Regions from separate parts of the Homo sapiens genome. Here region 2 is linked to region 1. Evidence: chromatin loops called from intact Hi-C (ENCODE). Cell type or tissue: mammary epithelial cell. All regions are shown on one strand. Each heading gives the region's core, and the rest is flanking DNA. Links, peaks and the distances in the headings are about the cores only.

What was found. Peaks named below come from ENCODE experiments on the same cell type or tissue, not always from the same donor. Only the 100,000 strongest peaks of a DNase experiment are listed, where the experiment ranks them.
Region 2: it touches region 1 in a loop (2.3-fold over the local background); 3 of 110 quality-filtered maps call a loop at or near these places.

What each region holds. Positions count from the first base shown.
Region 1 is chr7:83,464,010-83,472,465 of GRCh38, reverse strand. SEMA3E (semaphorin 3E) reads left to right here. Exons shown (of 17, transcript NM_012431.3): 3 at 3,164-3,223; 4 at 5,865-5,984. It overlaps LOC105375378 (a long non-coding RNA gene), which reads left to right. Exons shown (of 3, transcript XR_927716.3): 3 at 436-733. Among named protein-coding and RNA genes, the nearest start is that of SEMA3E, 180 kb to the left of the region's middle. RefSeq lists enhancers at 3,677-3,936, 6,902-7,844. In mammary epithelial cell, for the core only: a CTCF peak has its summit at 3,852; DNase peaks (open chromatin) are centred at 3,225 and 3,995; H3K27ac peaks cover 604 bases.
Region 2 is chr7:83,406,003-83,414,458 of GRCh38, reverse strand. SEMA3E (semaphorin 3E) reads left to right here. Exons shown (of 17, transcript NM_012431.3): 6 at 5,972-6,091; 7 at 7,220-7,362; 8 at 8,400-8,456. Among named protein-coding and RNA genes, the nearest start is that of SEMA3E, 240 kb to the left of the region's middle. In mammary epithelial cell, for the core only: a CTCF peak has its summit at 3,276 (motif pointing left); no DNase peak of the experiment used is centred there; H3K27me3 peaks cover 155 bases.

The sequences.
Region 1 (8,456 bases), core at 214-8,213:
CACAAAAACATTTGGGAACTGACCAGTTGCTACAGTTAGTTACTCAAATGGATCATATTCCTTTGTTTCCACCCATATATTTATTGCAGTGTGGGTTTCCACAGATAAATATGAATTTTTAAAAGAAACTCCCAAAATAATAGCATCTCTTTGATAAAGTTGTGGTAAGGATTAAATTAGATATTGTATTTAAAGCACCTGACACCAAAATTGGAAAAGTTGATCATGCTAAGTGAGGGTATGGGGGCATGGATTGCTGGTATAGACATGTAGCCATTTCGGAGAGCAGTAATTCTTCTGTTGTGTATATATACCAACGATTTTCTTACACAGATCCAAAAAGGGCATGTACAAAAAGGTAACAATTTGTTTGATGTGATAGAGACTTGGAAGCAATCTGGGTATCCATCGCTGGGAGAGTTGATAAGAAAATAGGAAGACGACAATGAAGATACTGACAGTAGTGATGCAGAAAATGAAATTAATAAACATGATGTCGTGGTCCAGTTGCAGCCTAATGGTGAATGGGATTACAACATAGCAAATACTGTTTGACTTTCAGAAGATGATTGGTTTATTTCACTTTAAAATATTTAGGTATATACTGTAATTTGATTTTTTGCTCCCTTCAAAGATTTCTGTAGAAATACCTTATTTTTTAGTATTCTACAGTTTAATCAAATTACTGAAATGGGATTTTTGATCTGGTATTTATCTGCAAGAGTATACTTCATTCACTAATAATAGACTGGTGCTGTAACTCAAACATCAATTCAGCTCTTCTTTTGGAATGAAAGTATAGCCAAAACAAACAAACAAAAAAATCCTCAGTATAGCTTGCAATTAAGACTTAGATCACAGTATTTAAGTGTTTTGAGTTTTGTACATGAGGTCAGTGCTACAGCCACCTAGCATGAACTAACCCAGCTTCCACCTCCATAAAGTTACCTAGAGTTGTTGAGTTGGAATATGTTCTGGCATTTACCCGACCTGCCAATCATTAGGGAGAGGCAACAAGGTAATTCAGCCTTTCCTCCTATCAGCACGAAGAAACTCAAAGCTGTTTTTTCCCTTTCTGTTCCAAAGCAGTCTTATCCTGACAGGAGCGGTCTATACTAGTGCAGATTTCAACACTTTTTTTTTAATGTTTTAATTACTATAGTGTTATGTAGAGATTTGATTGAGCAGCTAATGTTTCTGAACTTTACTTACTAATTTTCAGTGTCCTTAAGGGTTCTGTAGTGTTGTTATCAAAGCAAAAAGAAAATGCTGCATAAAAATACCAAACTTCAGCAACTGTTAATACTCAGATCATATACCTCTTAACAAATAGCATCTTATGCTAATTAGCCCTGCTAAACTATGTACAGAGAAAACTGTTCAAGTATTGGATTTGAAAGTAAGTGACTTATGTTTAACAGAACTAATGATGTATTGAAACACTGTATTATGAAAAGCTAAATTATACATCATTGTAACTATGTAGAAAATGTAGACTAATGTATAATCAAAATGCTAAGGATTTTTATATGGCCTTGTATGAGGGGAGTTTGAATGTTAATAAACATGTTTTCCACTTTAAGATCCAAAAAAAAAAAAAAAAGAAAATGTGGGGGAACCACACCTTAACATTACAAAACACTCAGAAACAGCAGACTATATGTGTGCATAGGACTATTGAGGGAACTCAAAAACCCAGTTCTTAGTGAAAAAGATAAGAAAGAGATGAGATTTAACTTCAATACTATTTACATAAATTAGAAATATATGCACAAAAAGCAATAGTATACACTTTCTAAGAATACATACAAAGAAGGCACCTGGTAACAGGATACAATAGTTGCCTCCTGGGGGATGGAAATAAAACATGGAATGGGAAGAAGGAAATAAATAATTAACTAAAATAAAAGAGGGACCTTTTAAGAGTGTTGATGAAAATGAATTATGAATTGAGTAATATAACAAACTCAAACCTCTGCACGTAAGTTGATAAAGCAAAAGAAGGAAAAAATAAAATAAAGTTCAAAACACAATGCCTGGCACATAGTACAATCAATTCTATAGATTAAGCAAAAAGGGGACCAAAAGGAGTCTGAGAAAAGAAAAGGAAAGAAAGTGATAAAGTAAAAAATTTCTTCCAAAAATAAATTAAGTTTTGCAATTAGAAATTTGTGGAACCAGTTAACAAGTATAACTGATTTCTGCTTGTGGTCTCAGGAAAGTGCTAGATACTATTAGAGGTGAAAAAGAAAAATTCGATATATTCTTCTTATCAGAGAATAAACCAACAAACTTAAAATATAAGTTTTAAGGAATGTATAAAGGAAGAAACCAACAATCTTAAAATACAATTAAAACTTTTGGATACCCAGTTGGAAACTGGTAGAGTTAAACAATGTTTTTTAAAAAATAATCACTTTGGGAGGCCGAGGCAGGCAGATCACGAGGCCAGGAGATCGAGACCATCCTGGCTAACACTGTGAAACCCTGTCTCTACTAAAAATACAAAAAAATTAGCTGGGTGGGCCATAGTCCCAGCTACTCGGGAGGCTGGGGCAGGAGAATTGCTTGAACCCAGGAGGCGGAGGCTGCAATGAGCCGAGATCACACCGCTGCACTCCAGCCTGGGTGACAGAGCCAGAATCCACCTCAAAAAAATAAAAGATAATAAATAAATAAATAATCAAAGAGACAGTATGGTGTATTACTGGATGATACATTATAAGTCAGCATTTAAAGAGTCATTCATCCTTTAATCATTGTATGCAGCAAACATTAGGAGAGCCCACCACACAGCAGGTTCTGTGTTAAGTAGTAAAAACACAAGAAACTGCAGGAGGTGCCTGAGTTGGAGCACCACTCAGGTTTAACATGGGAAAGGGCTAGTTAAGGCATGGCTGTCCTCTGAAGGGCCAAGACTTGAAGTGAGCTTTCAAAAATATTCAAGAAAAAAAAGGATTTATCATAAAGTAAAAGCCCAGCGATACGTTTCTTAATTATGCAAATAATTCTGTGAATAACACAAAGACCCACTGTATCTTATCAGAAAACAGAAAAAAAAAAAAAAGGAAATGTTTTGAACTGTAGAAGAAAGTGAAATGGTTTTCAGTGTGGTTTATTTTTATATGCAGTTGTCATAATAGTACATTATCTTTTATTTTAGATACACTGGCCGAGTACAGCTCTAAAAATGGAAGAATGCATAATGAAGGGAAAAGATGCGGTAAGTATGATTCATTGTAAATTAAACAAATCATCAATTATATCCCTAGTTAACCACAAAGAACTGAATCACTGAAATTTTTATTTGCTCTTATAAAAGTATGTATGCAATTTGGTTCATGAAGAAAAAATATATAGGCATATAAAACATAATTATGTAAAATTAATTTCAATGTAGAGTTGAAGCAGAGATGCCATTGAGATCTTGGTTTTTATTTTGTTTTCTAATATCTTAATCAACTTGGGTTTATACATTCCTTATACTAATGCTTATTTCTCATGTATTTGGCAGAAAAATAATTGCAGGTAATTTTTTTTTTCTAGGAACAGTTAAGCACATTCTTTGTGAGATTTCACTTTACATTGTTTAGTAAATTAGAAATGAATGAAGAAACAAAAAGTTTGAGAGAGGCAATAAACACATTTTACCTATTCCTAAATATTTTTAGGGTCTCTTCTACTTTAAGAAGCATTATTCTCTCTTTCTGTAGTTTCCCTGCTGGGTGTGAGTGGCAGAATGCTGTGTATCAGCACCCAGACACAGTCCCTAACACACTAAGACATCAGTGATAGAACTTTCACATGCGAGCAGTGGCTAGCTGATTTTGTGACACAAATGCACCCTGGAGGAAGTCCTAGACATCTGCCTGTGAAAGTGAACTTAACCTTTTTTTCAGTTAAAAAAAAAAAAACTATATAAATGACTAACACACATTATACCAACTCCTCATTCTCTGTAGCAGCTGGGTCACAGCCAAGGAGTGAGTCAGCACATTCCTGTTGCCTTAGCCCACAGCATGATGCTGACTAATTGAACATATTCTTAGGCCATGTCAATCTAGCTCAGCTGAGCCAAAATGTGGTCTAATAGGTTCCCTCTCAGATGTGACGGTGTGTCAAGAGAGGAAGTGCAGGTGCTTATGGAAATAAACAACACATATTTTCACCATGCCTGAATGAAAAGATTCTACCAAATATATGGGTCACCCAAAGAATAAAATATCATGTGAATGCAAACTTGAAGAAATAAGTGTACCTGTGTGCTCTGGATAATCAATTCGATAGTGCACTCCTCATTCTAGCCAAGTGATTCCACTGGCCTTTTCCTCCTAATACTGTTATAGGATAGACTTTAAAGTGCTGAAATCACAACAGGTCCTTATAAAACGTGACAGTAACTGATGATTGCATGTATTGATTTCAAGTAATACTGGGCACTAAAAGAGTTTAGTATTTATTTCATAATTTATTTTTAATGGAATGGCAACACCTAATTTGTCAAAAGAATGCTTGCTAAAATTAATTTAGCCAAGTTGATTTTGAAAGCTATTGTAAACTATTTTTTTAAATTCAGTATACTGATCATAAAATTCATTTACTGATGAATATATTAAAACTTTGTTAAGCATGTTATGTATTAGGTGCTGTGCTCAATTAACTGGGAAATGCCGAGATGCGTAAAATAGATTCTGCCCTCAAGAAGCTTAGAGTTGAATACCAGTGTTGACAAACTAGAGCTTCTAGGCCGAAGGTGGCTTTTTGCCTATTTTTGTAAATAAAGTTTTATTTGAACACAGCCCCACACATTTAGTTTTGTATTGTTTATGGCTCCTTTCATGCTATAGCTGCAAAGGTGAATAGTTGCAACAGAGACCAGATAGCTCATCAAACTAAATACATTTACATTCTCGTCCTTTACAGAAAAAGTTTGCTGATCCCCAGTCTACTACTATTTCTTACAGCAATATAGTAATCTTATCATAGTCCTGCAACAAAATGTTATTTTTGTTGGTTAGTTTTCCATATTTACTTAACAATTCTCTCTGAAGGTGCTTTATGTGAATTTGTGAGTGTGAGAATATAAGACTTACTTTCCAAAACATTAAAATTCTGTTTGCCCTAAAGACTACATATTTTGAGAGGCTGAGGCAGGCAGATCGCTTGAGCCCAGGAGTTTGAGACTAGCCTGGGCAACATGGGGAAACCCCATTTCTGCAAAAGATACAAAAAGATTAGCTGGGCATGGTGGCACATGCCTGTAGTTGCAGCTACTCCAGAGGCTGAGGTGGGAGGATCACTTGAGCCTGGGAATGCGAGGCTGCAGTGAGCTGAAATTACACCACTGTGTTCCAGCCTGGGCAACAGAGTGAGACCCTGTCTTGGGAAAAAAAAAAAAAAAAAAAAAAGACTGCATATTTCCATATGAATAACTATGCTTTTTCAAATTTTTGGTTTTAATGACTTTATGCTGATTCATTGTTTATACTGTACTTAAAAAACTAACAGCATTGGGAATAACTTAATTACTTAGTGGAACATATTGTCATGAGAATTTTTACACTTGAAGAAATTTCTGAATAGTGCTTTTTTTATTCCTCAGTTGTAAACTAGAATACATGAAAAATGATGCAGTCTCATTATAAAATGTAATTTACACATCACTGCTAACCAAAATGTGTTTCAATCACCCCAGTTTCTTCTCCAAGTTCTTGTCCTCTTTTCTTCTACCCCTCTTGCCTCCTTCACCCAACAGAGATTTACGGTAAAACATGAGCTTTCTAGGGCTAGGAAAAACAAAAATCAAAAAGGACGAAACATGTTTATTATACTGATAGATTCCTTCCCTTTTTTTCCTGCTTTAGGGTGAATGTGCAAATTATGTTCGGGTTTTGCATCACTATAACAGGACACACCTTCTGACCTGTGGTACTGGAGCTTTTGATCCAGTTTGTGCCTTCATCAGAGTTGGATATCATTTGGAGGTAAGATGTTTCATTCATTGCTGTCAATAAAAACAATGCTTAAAACAACCTTGTTCTCAAAGAAAGACTACAGCATTTCTTCCCAAGAAAGATAAAAGCATTTGCGATGTACTGAATCAGTTTGCTTGAGACAGAGAAATTATCTTTCTGGGCCTTTAAAATTCTTGTCAAGTACAAAATCTGTGAACCAATTAATTTGCTATGCACTCAATTCACTTAATAATTTTATTTGCTTAATTTGCCCACTAAGAACATCTCTTAACATCAAACTGTGTTCTCTATTGTGTTATATTAATATTTTCATTAATTTAACCACCAAACTGGAATATGTATATAGGTGGGTGTGTATGTGTGTGTACATATATAATTTACATAAATAAAATATAATATTTTACAAGGGACATGCAAAGACTTTTTGATTCTGTAATTACTTTCTCATGGTCAGGTGAGGTAGGGAATGCAGGAGGAGGGAAGATTTCAAACTGAGTTAAGATAAATATTACTTGGTGCCAGTTATACATCTCTTCCGCTAAGACTTTGCCACTAGGTGATACTGCATAATAAAAGCAAATCCCAACTGAATCCTGCCACACATATAATATTTACTAGCAAGCAGGCTCAAAGATCAGTCATATAACCTATTCCTGTAAGCTGGGTGAATCGCAACTCTCGTTACTTTTAAGTATATTTTGAAGCACTCTATATCACAATTTTACCCTGAAGCATATGAAACAATATACTCATGTAGAATCTGTTATTTTTCATCTACATTGGAAGGCAGAGTCCTACATTAAGACAAGGCACAGATAAAATCGAGTTCTAGATATTCTGTTGTTAAGCAGCTAGACTCATGATTCTTATATTCCATTTATGAAAGTGCAGCAGTGGCCATAAAATATTAATATTTTAAGCCACCACATACAAAGAACACCATTTCACCACTAAAATATTATTTCTGATATTCCTTATATTAGTTAACCCTCAGGTGCAAATATAATTCGAAGTATTTGAAGTGCTTAATAGCTGCCCCTGGAGAGAGCCCGTGCTTTAACTACTTCAGCTGTTAACTATCTATATAGGGAGATTTTATCATTAGTTTCATGTGCATCCGTGTGAAGAGACCACCAAACAGGCTTTGTGTGAGCAACATGGCTGTTTATTTCACCTGGGTGCAGGCGGGCTGAGTCTGAAAAGAGAGTCAGCGAAGGGAGATAAGGGTGGGGCCGTTTTACAGGATTTGGGTAGGTAAAAGAAAATTACAGTCAAAGGGGGTTTGTTCTCTGGTGGGCAGGAGTGGGGGTCGCAAGGTGCTCAATGGAGGTGTTTTTTGAGCCAGGATGAGCCAGGAGAAGGACTTTCACAAGGTAATGTCATCACTTAAGGCAAAGACCAGCCATTTACACTTCTTTTGTGGCGGAATGTCATCAGTTAAGGTGGGGCAGGGCATATTCACTTCTTTTGATTCTTCAGTTACTTCAGGCCATCTGGGTGTATACGTGCAAGTCACGGGATGCGATGGCTTGGCTTGGGCTCAGAGGCCTGACATTCCTGCCTTCTTATATTAATAAGAAAAATAAAATAGTGTTGAAGTGTTGGGGCGGCGAAAATTTTTGGGGGGTGGTATGGAGAGAGAATGGGCGATGTTTCTCAGGGCTGCTTCAAGCAGGATTAGGGGCGGCGTGGGAACCTAGAGTGGGAGAGATTAAGCTGGAGGCAGGTCTTGTGGTAAGGGGTGATATTGTGGGGTTGTTAGAAGAAACATTTGTCGTATAGAATGATTGGTGATGGCCTGGATACGGTTTTGGATGAATTGAAAAACTAAATGGAATAACAGAAGGAGAAAAACAGGTATAAAAGGTCTAAGAATTGGGACTACTCAGGATATCTGATTAGAGAGTGCCTAAGGAGATTCAGCATAGTCCTGCCAGCAAAGATTATTTATTTACTTCAAGGGTTAAGAGTGGCAGTTTGGGGATAGCACCAGGAGATATCAGCTGTGATGGCTTGGAAAAACAGTGTAAACAAGAGCAGGGCATGTATGAGTAGTTGAGAACGGTGAATAGGAGTATGACTTGACAAGATAGTAGGGATGACAAGTTTTTGGGGGCACAGTCTAAGTTGGTCTGGTGTCTGGAATGAGACTGGGGCCTAATAAAAAGGAGCGTCTATACAGGAGCTTAAATGGGCTGTACCCTGTAGCATTCCGAGGACAGGCCTGAATTCTGAGAAGGGAAAGTGGTAAAAGTATTGTCCAGTCCTTTTTGGTGGCTGAACTTGGTGAGGTGTGTTTTTAAAAGACCTTTAGTCCATTCTACTTTTCTTGAAGACGGAGGACCGTAAGGGATATAAAGGTTTCACTGAATACTAAGAGCCTGAAAAACTGCTTGGCTGATTTGACTAATAAAGGCTCATCTGTTATCAGACTGTATTGAGGTGGGAAGGCTTAACTGAGGAATTATGTCTGACAGAATG
Region 2 (8,456 bases), core at 202-8,201, 58 kb after region 1:
TTATGAATTTTGTAAATTAAAAGTCAATGTCAATTGAATGAATGGGAGTTAGAATGCATGCAGAGAAAATTTAAGTTATTGTTTCAAGTTGTTAATAATATTAAAACATTTTAAATAAATAATTGTTTATTTTTAATTAACTATATTTGCATTCAGGGAATAAACTGGCACAAAGTAAGGTCATTTATTAGAAAAATAAATGAAAAAATTATAAATGAAGTTAGAATATTTGTCTTTATAATGGTAAGTTCTACAAACATAATAAGCAAATGTGTTGCCTCGTGTTTTGAATTCACCTCAACTATATAGAAACATAGACTTCAGGTTATTCCCTTACCACTTTCCTGTCCCTAAAGAATATCTATAATTTCTTATCCAATGCTGCTGCTCGCTCTCTCTCTCACTTGGCAGAATGCCCATTATCCACATGCTTATTGTAGCTTCTGGCCATGACTGCTAGTCTCTGAGGAGCTATTTGAATACTTTACTTATGGTTCCGTCACAACGAAAAGAGGTAAAGGACTAAGAAAAAAGCCCCACTCTTCAATTCCCCACTTATATTCTCTCCTTTGAGAATCTGTTTTAACCCTCATGGTATCAATATCATTGGTTTGCCACCAAGAAAACTCAAGAGTACAGCCATGGGTGCTGGCACACACAAATAAACAGATTCAAAAGATATTTTTATTGTTCCTTCATGCCTCAAAACCACCTTCTTAACATTGAGAGCTAGTGCTAATCATCTTCCCAAACCAAAATAAACCGAAAGCCCAAACAACAGCTAAATGCCTAATAAAATCACACATTCAGAATCTCACATTCTTCCTGGTTTCTTTCAGCATCCTAAGCAGAATGTGAGTGTGAACCGGGATGTTGAAATATGTGAGTCATTTTCATCCATCCTCATCCTCCCAAGTGCATTTTGTTTCTCTTTGTAGCTATGCATGTCATAGTGATTCTGCAAAACAGTCCATCCACAATAGAATAATGTTCTAACAAAATTATAAAATTCAGTTATAAAGTGAGGCAGCTAAATCAGTCTTTAGCCATATGCTGTTCCATGAGGCAAATATGTTTCACATTATTTAGATTTGCATAACATACATTTATAACATAAACAGAAGCAATGCTTGAGTAAAACTTAACAAGATAAGAAGGTCATGAAACACTACTGTGAATTTTTCTTGTTATACAATTAAAATCCAACATGGTAAATAAAAACTCAGATAATATATAGTCCATGAACAAAACTCTTGATACGTTCCATAAAATATTAAGGCAATGCAATGGATTTAATTAAAACTTCAACTAGAGTTCACATTGTAAAAAAAAGGAGTTATATAGAAAAGTATTTTAGTTACACATTTTAGAATTAATATAAAGAATGTGTTTTTATCTATTTCAAAGAGTCAAATGATTGTCTTATTTTCTTTCACATAAGCAATTTAGTGTTGACACACTCTTTTAATCACAATATAATGTCCTTTGGGCTGAAATTCTTGGGGATCAATTTTTGAAAAAAATAGAGTTCCTGTTTTAATCTATTAAAATTAATAACGTAAGGCCCTCAAGGAACAAAAATTCAAATTTGTTATCCACGTAAATTCCCAATAGCCTTTTCTTTCGTTTGATATTTTCTCTCTGAAACAGTTTTTAAAAGTTAAGATCTTATCCTGTGTGTTTTTTTTTTTTTTTTTATCTTTTTTTAGGCAGGGTCTGGCTCGGCTGGAGTGCAGTAGCACAATCATAGTTCACTGCAGCCTCTACCTGCCTGGCTCAAGAGATTCTCCCACCTCAGCCTCCTGAGTAGCTGGGACCACAGGTGTAGGCCCCCATGCCCAGCTACTTTATTATTTATCATTATTATTATTATTTGTAGAGATGGGGGTCTCTTTATGTTGCCCAGGCTGATCTTGAACATCTGAACTCAAGCGATCCTCCGGCCTGGGCTGCACAAAGTGCTGGGATTACAGGCGAGAATCACTGCACCTGGCCCTGATTGTTGACACTTCACAGCCTTTCATAACCTTTTTTAAACCCTGAAAGGAACTTCTGATATATTTAATTATGAACTCATTAAGCCATTCTTTGATTCAACAGATATTTATTGAGCATTTTTTGTATTTCAGACATTAATGAGGCATCATTTCAAACACACAAGGAGTCAATAAAAATATAGTTGGATGAGCAGTAGGATAGAAATAGGTACCAGAGCTACAGTGGCACTAGGAACCACTACACTAAAAAAGTTTGGCCAGACAAGGTGTCATGGAAAAAGCGGACAATAACCAGGCAAAAGGAAGGTGAAGTGAGAAGAGAGGTGTGGAATTCTAGGCCAAAGAGCAGAGAGAACATAAAAGCTTGGCAGTTTCCGAGAATTACATGGCAGTCTCTTTGATTCTGCAGATAACTGAGACCTTGAGATTTTGAGCAGTTTGTGGTGGTCAAACAGCAGATTTTGAGCTAGAGACTTGGCTTGCCAGATTTCCACTGCAGAACTATTTCTACTATTCTTTCTTCTCTATATAAAGACTATTGTTGAGTGTGAGAAGTTGTTAAACTCGCCCATCTCCATAGACATAGAAAACTAAATCCTTAGATAGTTCTTCTGTTATAACTGAAGCCCTAAAAGGTATTTTAATCTTTTTATAAAATGTTTTCCTATTTTAATCCATGAAAATATGATTTATCTAGATGTTATTTTTGCATTCTGTAAAAGATCAATGTATTGATTCACAACTTTTCTGATACCAAATAGTTATAATAAATTTAATTAGAGACTATGTATTTCCTACAAATTGTATTAAAAATTTTAATAATGCCCAGTATTTTTGCTTACTTAATTACTATTAGGTATTATTTTACCTAAGGTTTTATTAATATTATTATTTATTTTTCACTAATGTGTTGTCTTTCTTTTCTAATTTTCTTAGGAAAGTATTTTGCTAAACATAATTATTATCAATTACTATGAATTTTTTTAAATTTGCATTGATATGAAGATATGAAAGGAATATCTCTCCCTTCTGAGGAAAACCTAACATTTCCAACAGAAACACATTTGTTTCTATTTACGTTGCTTACAGTTTTTAGCACCTATATAGTGTCTTTGAAATTCAAGTCATACAGTTCATATTGTGTTATGGGAATTGCTCACAATTTTCTCTGTCCTGAGTGCAAAATGGGAAACTGGGTAACATTGAGAATACATTATTTTTTCTCTTGTGCAGAGAATTGTCTCTGAATATGGTATTATCTAGCATCATAGGGCTGCCACCTAGTGGCTCCAAGGAATACTTGTTTGTTAATTTTATAGCATTGGTTAAAACGATAATTTTGAAACAATGTTCCAAATTAGGATAAATCCATTAAAATCGAAGTGTACTAATATAAATATTATTTTCCCATAAAAATATTTTCAATTATCAAAGTCTAAAATACTTTAAGATATAAAATCAAATATTAAAAATGTAAAGAATAGAAAACTCATGATTTTAAAGAAATCTAATCTTCATTCCCATTATACATTAAAGATTCAGACCAGCCCACAGTAGCGAAATAAATTATATTTTCAACCATTTAACAAGCTGGTCTTTATATTTGGTGTGGTAAACATAACTCAACTATAATAATTAAAAACAAAAATATTTCAGAGAAATCCTCACTCATGTGTTAATAGTCAATTTTTTTAAGTGTCAACTTGGTTGTTTATGCCATAGAGTTGATGATTCCAAAGTCCTTTTAATGACTCTCTTTTATCCATGTTCAAATAATGCAGACTGAATTCCAGGTAACAGGTCATATTCCTAACCACTGAATGCATTTATGCATTTGGTCTCAAAATACTACTTCTTCAAACATAGACATAAAATTTCTGGGAAAGACAGCACTAATTAAATGACTTTGATAAAAAATTATGTTAATCTTTTCCCTTTCTATTATCAAATAACATGATATGCTTAAGAGTTCTAACATAACTTTTCTCTACCAAATTATATATTGTTAAGTCCAGATTTAAATAGTCATTTAGTTTTTGTTATTTTCCTTACATCATACCTCTCACTTAGCGTAAGTTGAATATACTAGAAGAACTCAACAAATATATCTTTTTAAAAACTCTGTGATCTTGAAAATTTTCAAATACAAAGAAATTTGAAGTAAAACTAAAATTAACACCTGTATACCATTTACCTTGATTCACCAATTGTTAACACTCTGACACATTTACTTTTTCCTCTCTCATTTAGAATATATAATTTTAAAATGAATTCTTTTTTGGAAACCATAGATTGTATTTATTTGTATCTCATAGAGTGTTTTAGGCATCCATAGAGGATTTTGTGAACAGAGAAAAACTAATTAGAATTATTTATCTTTTTAAAATGAAAAAGACTATTATAGTAGTACTTCTAAAGCTTATTTTTTTAATCTTTGAGTTTAATTTATATCATATTATTCTAAATTTGGTATAACAAAAGCAATCATCTTTACCTTTAAAATATTAATAGTTAATGCAAGTTGAAAATAAACTTCCTTTTAATTTGTCTTATATATAATTTAATTGATCATTTTCTCAAATGTTAAATCATACAAAAATGCTTACACTTCTGAAGTTTTCCAAAGCTTTAAAGACCTTACCTTGGGAAAAAAGTCCTTCATAAATAATTAAACAATTTTTAAAGTTCTAATAAATAAAATTTATAAATAAAGTATTCAATATCTTTTAAATTCTGTTTATATATTTGGTCAAATTCTTATACCTGCAACTTTAATAATCCTAATTATAAAATTAATTACATAATTAGATATATTAAGTTGGAAATACAATTAATTTTGAAATCTCTTAACCTTTAAAGCATTTTAAATATGTGTATGCATACACATTGCAAACTTAACAAAAAAGCATTAGTACTATGTAATATAATAATCATATCTGTTTTAGAACTAGACCAATGTTATATGCCACTCATTAAGAAAACAATTTTACCACTTTGCTTTGAGGTTGCTGTTTCCAGCAATCTGCTGTTATCATTTGTTTCTTGGCCAGAGATTTTTGCTCCAGACAGGACAACTGAGCCGGGTATGGCCAGGACATCCTTCTGGTAAAACTGATGGGCACACTGATTACCTCTTGTGAGTTTTGGGAAAGGATTCTAAGTCCCTATGCTTCAGAGCTATTGATCTTCCTGGAGTTCAAGTTATACTCTCCCTTAAGTTATTTTAATGTCTTTTTTCTTACTCAAAAGACACATGGTTATTTCCTGAGACCCTGAATACATTATGTAATTTCTCAGTCTGATTTTAAGACTGTGACTGCCACCACATGTTGCAACTAACTTCCTTCAATCATTTTGTTGACTGTCTGATTAAATTTTGAGCGCTTTTTATATCCTTCCTATCTGACTGAGCCACAAATTTACAAATTGAATGACAACTGATTGGATTATATCATCTTTGTTAGACTTTGTTGTTCCCACACTAAAATCATATTCATGATAGCAGTATCTTGTTACAAGAAGGATTTGAATTAGCTGACTGACATATAAAACCTGTAATCATCACAATAACAATCATAATGATAAAGCCCTGATGATAGGGAGGTTAAAAGAAGTCTAGGAAAATAAATGAAGCCAAGGTATTTACCAAAAACTCATATAGGTCTTACTATTTACCAGCTGATCTTCCAAGTGCTTTGCTCTTAACTATCTTACTGAATGCAATTACTTTTCTAATTTCTAAATGAGGAAACTGAGGCACAGGGAACTTAGCAACTTGCCCAAGTTCACACCTAGTAAGTGACAGACTCTGGACTCAAACCCTGGGAGTCTTACTATACCATCCATGCTCCTAACAGCAATAGTATTAATGTCATAAAGTACATATTATAGATACACATATTAAATTTGGATGTGTTTAATTTGTTAACATATTAACAAATACTGACTTCTTTTTTACTGATGCTCCCGTGTAGGTAGTGAATTGTTTGCTGGACTCTACAGTGACTACTGGAGCAGAGACGCTGCGATCTTCCGCAGCATGGGGCGACTGGCCCATATCCGCACTGAGCATGACGATGAGCGTCTGTTGAAAGGTAAGGATGAGGAAAAGAGTATGTGAATTAGGATTGAAATCAACTCTAAAACTTACGGAAAATGTTGCCATTTTGATAATAATAAGAATATAAATACAATTCCTTTACAAATTTCAGAATGTTTTACTAGCAACATTCTTGAATTAAAATATTGTATATAATATATGTACATCATTTTCTATCAAAATTGATTGGCTTAATTATAAAATCAGTATACCTTCCGAGCAATGCTTAGAAATCAGTATTTGAATAAGGAAAACAAAACAAATGTATGAAAAGTGAAAAGTCCATCATCCAATAAGCTGTTTTGTCTACTTTTATCAATTGATATAATCTTTGATGAATTGATTGCCCTGCTTTGCTTGTTTTAATAGGATTGCATTAGACTTTAGAGACAAAACTCTAGGAAAGTCACTAGACATTCATTGATACAGAGTTCTTTGTAAGAAGTAAGTTTTATATTTTGGCACACTGGTATATGGAGGTGCTAGAATATTGTTTTATGGTGAGCATTTTAATTACTTTCCACATTTTTATTAAGCTTTAAAATGCATAGTCATTGATGATACCATTCATATATTTTACATACCATATCAAAGAACATTTATTCAAATCTCTTGGACTACAATCCCAAAAACGTAAAATAAATTTTCTACTTTGAAACTAAAATGATCTATGCGCTATACTGGTAGATCATTTATGAATTAAAAATAAATTATGATAGATTTATTTACTTTAATATGTTACTTATACTTACATTTAGTTTTTACCTACAATGGGAGGAAATTTGTAGAGATTTGTCTTCATTGTGCTCCCAATCTGCTCTTTCCTGAATGCATTTTAAGTTCGCATTGCATGTTGTTTGAAATTCTTCTTCTCTCCTGGATTCTTTTATTTTCCAATTAAATATTCTTGTAATATTTCTAAAAGGGCTGTTAATATGCAAATAAAGTGGAGATATCAACATAGTTTTTAATGTTTGGTAAAAAAATTCAAGAAAAATATTTCTTTATGAAATGGTGAAAGTTAAACTTAAGGATTCAGATGATATACAATTTATTGGAATAACTTGTTAGCATTTAGTTGTAATATCTATTTCACTTTTTCTCCTATTTTTTGCTCCTATAGAACCAAAATTTGTAGGTTCATACATGATTCCTGACAATGAAGACAGAGATGACAACAAAGTATATTTCTTTTTTACTGAGAAGGCACTGGAGGCAGAAAACAATGCTCACGCAATTTACACCAGGGTCGGGCGACTCTGTGTGGTGAGGCTTTCTCTCTCATTATGCTTGCTTATCTCACAATTTATGGTCAGGCCTTTATTAAGTTTATAGTAAGTTTCTACTTTTAAATATTTTCTAGTATTCTTTAGACTGCCTACAATTGATATTTACTATACCAACCTCTACATTTCATATCTAGTGAAAGGTGTATCTTAAAAGGACCTTGTATTTTGCATGATTTTCCCCATTTTTGAAGCTATACCAAGAAGAAATCGTCTATGATTAGACTGTCCTTCTTCCCATGCAGAAATTTGAACTTTATTTTTCTTAATGAATTTGATCAAAACCTTTTTTATTCCTTTAGTACACAGTACAAATAATATACATAGCTATGTTTGAACAATTCGGTTGGTTAAAATTATTTTTAAAAAAGCCATCTGTAACTTACTGAATATTTAGAGAGGTTGTTTGGGAACATTTAAAACCAATAGGAGTAGCAACATATATTGAGAGAATCAAATAAAATTACAAATGTAAAGTTACCTTGCCATTTAAGAAGATGTTCGAAAATAAATTTACATATAAATATGTGTGCATATATATATTGTGTGTGTGGTGTATGTATATATTTATATACATATATAGTATGGGTGTTGTGTGTGTATTTCAAACTTTCTTGAAAAGCTTTCTTCCTTTGTTAAAGGAAGAAAAGAAATGGGTGTTTCTATATTCCTGAGAGAGGCAAATTATTTATGAACAAAGTAATAATCATGATTACTGTATCTCTCCACTATTCTATTTAGGAGAGTTTGCAGTATTAATATTGTTTAATATCTGCAAAATATATTTACTGTATCAGGGTGAAAGTGCACTGACAAGGCCGAATGAAGAAACCTAAAAAAAAATAAAAATCCAAATTATGGGGAGTTGCACCTATGACATTACTTGAGAATTATGCCAAATTTTCCTAGTTAAATAAAAAAGTCATAACTCTTGGCAACTGCATGTTTAATAATATGAAATCTGTGGTTGGTCGAAATTCTTTAGGTAACTATTTACCTCCTTTTTGGTTTTCACAGAATGATGTAGGAGGGCAGAGAATACTGGTGAATAAGTGGAGCACTTTCCTAAAAGCG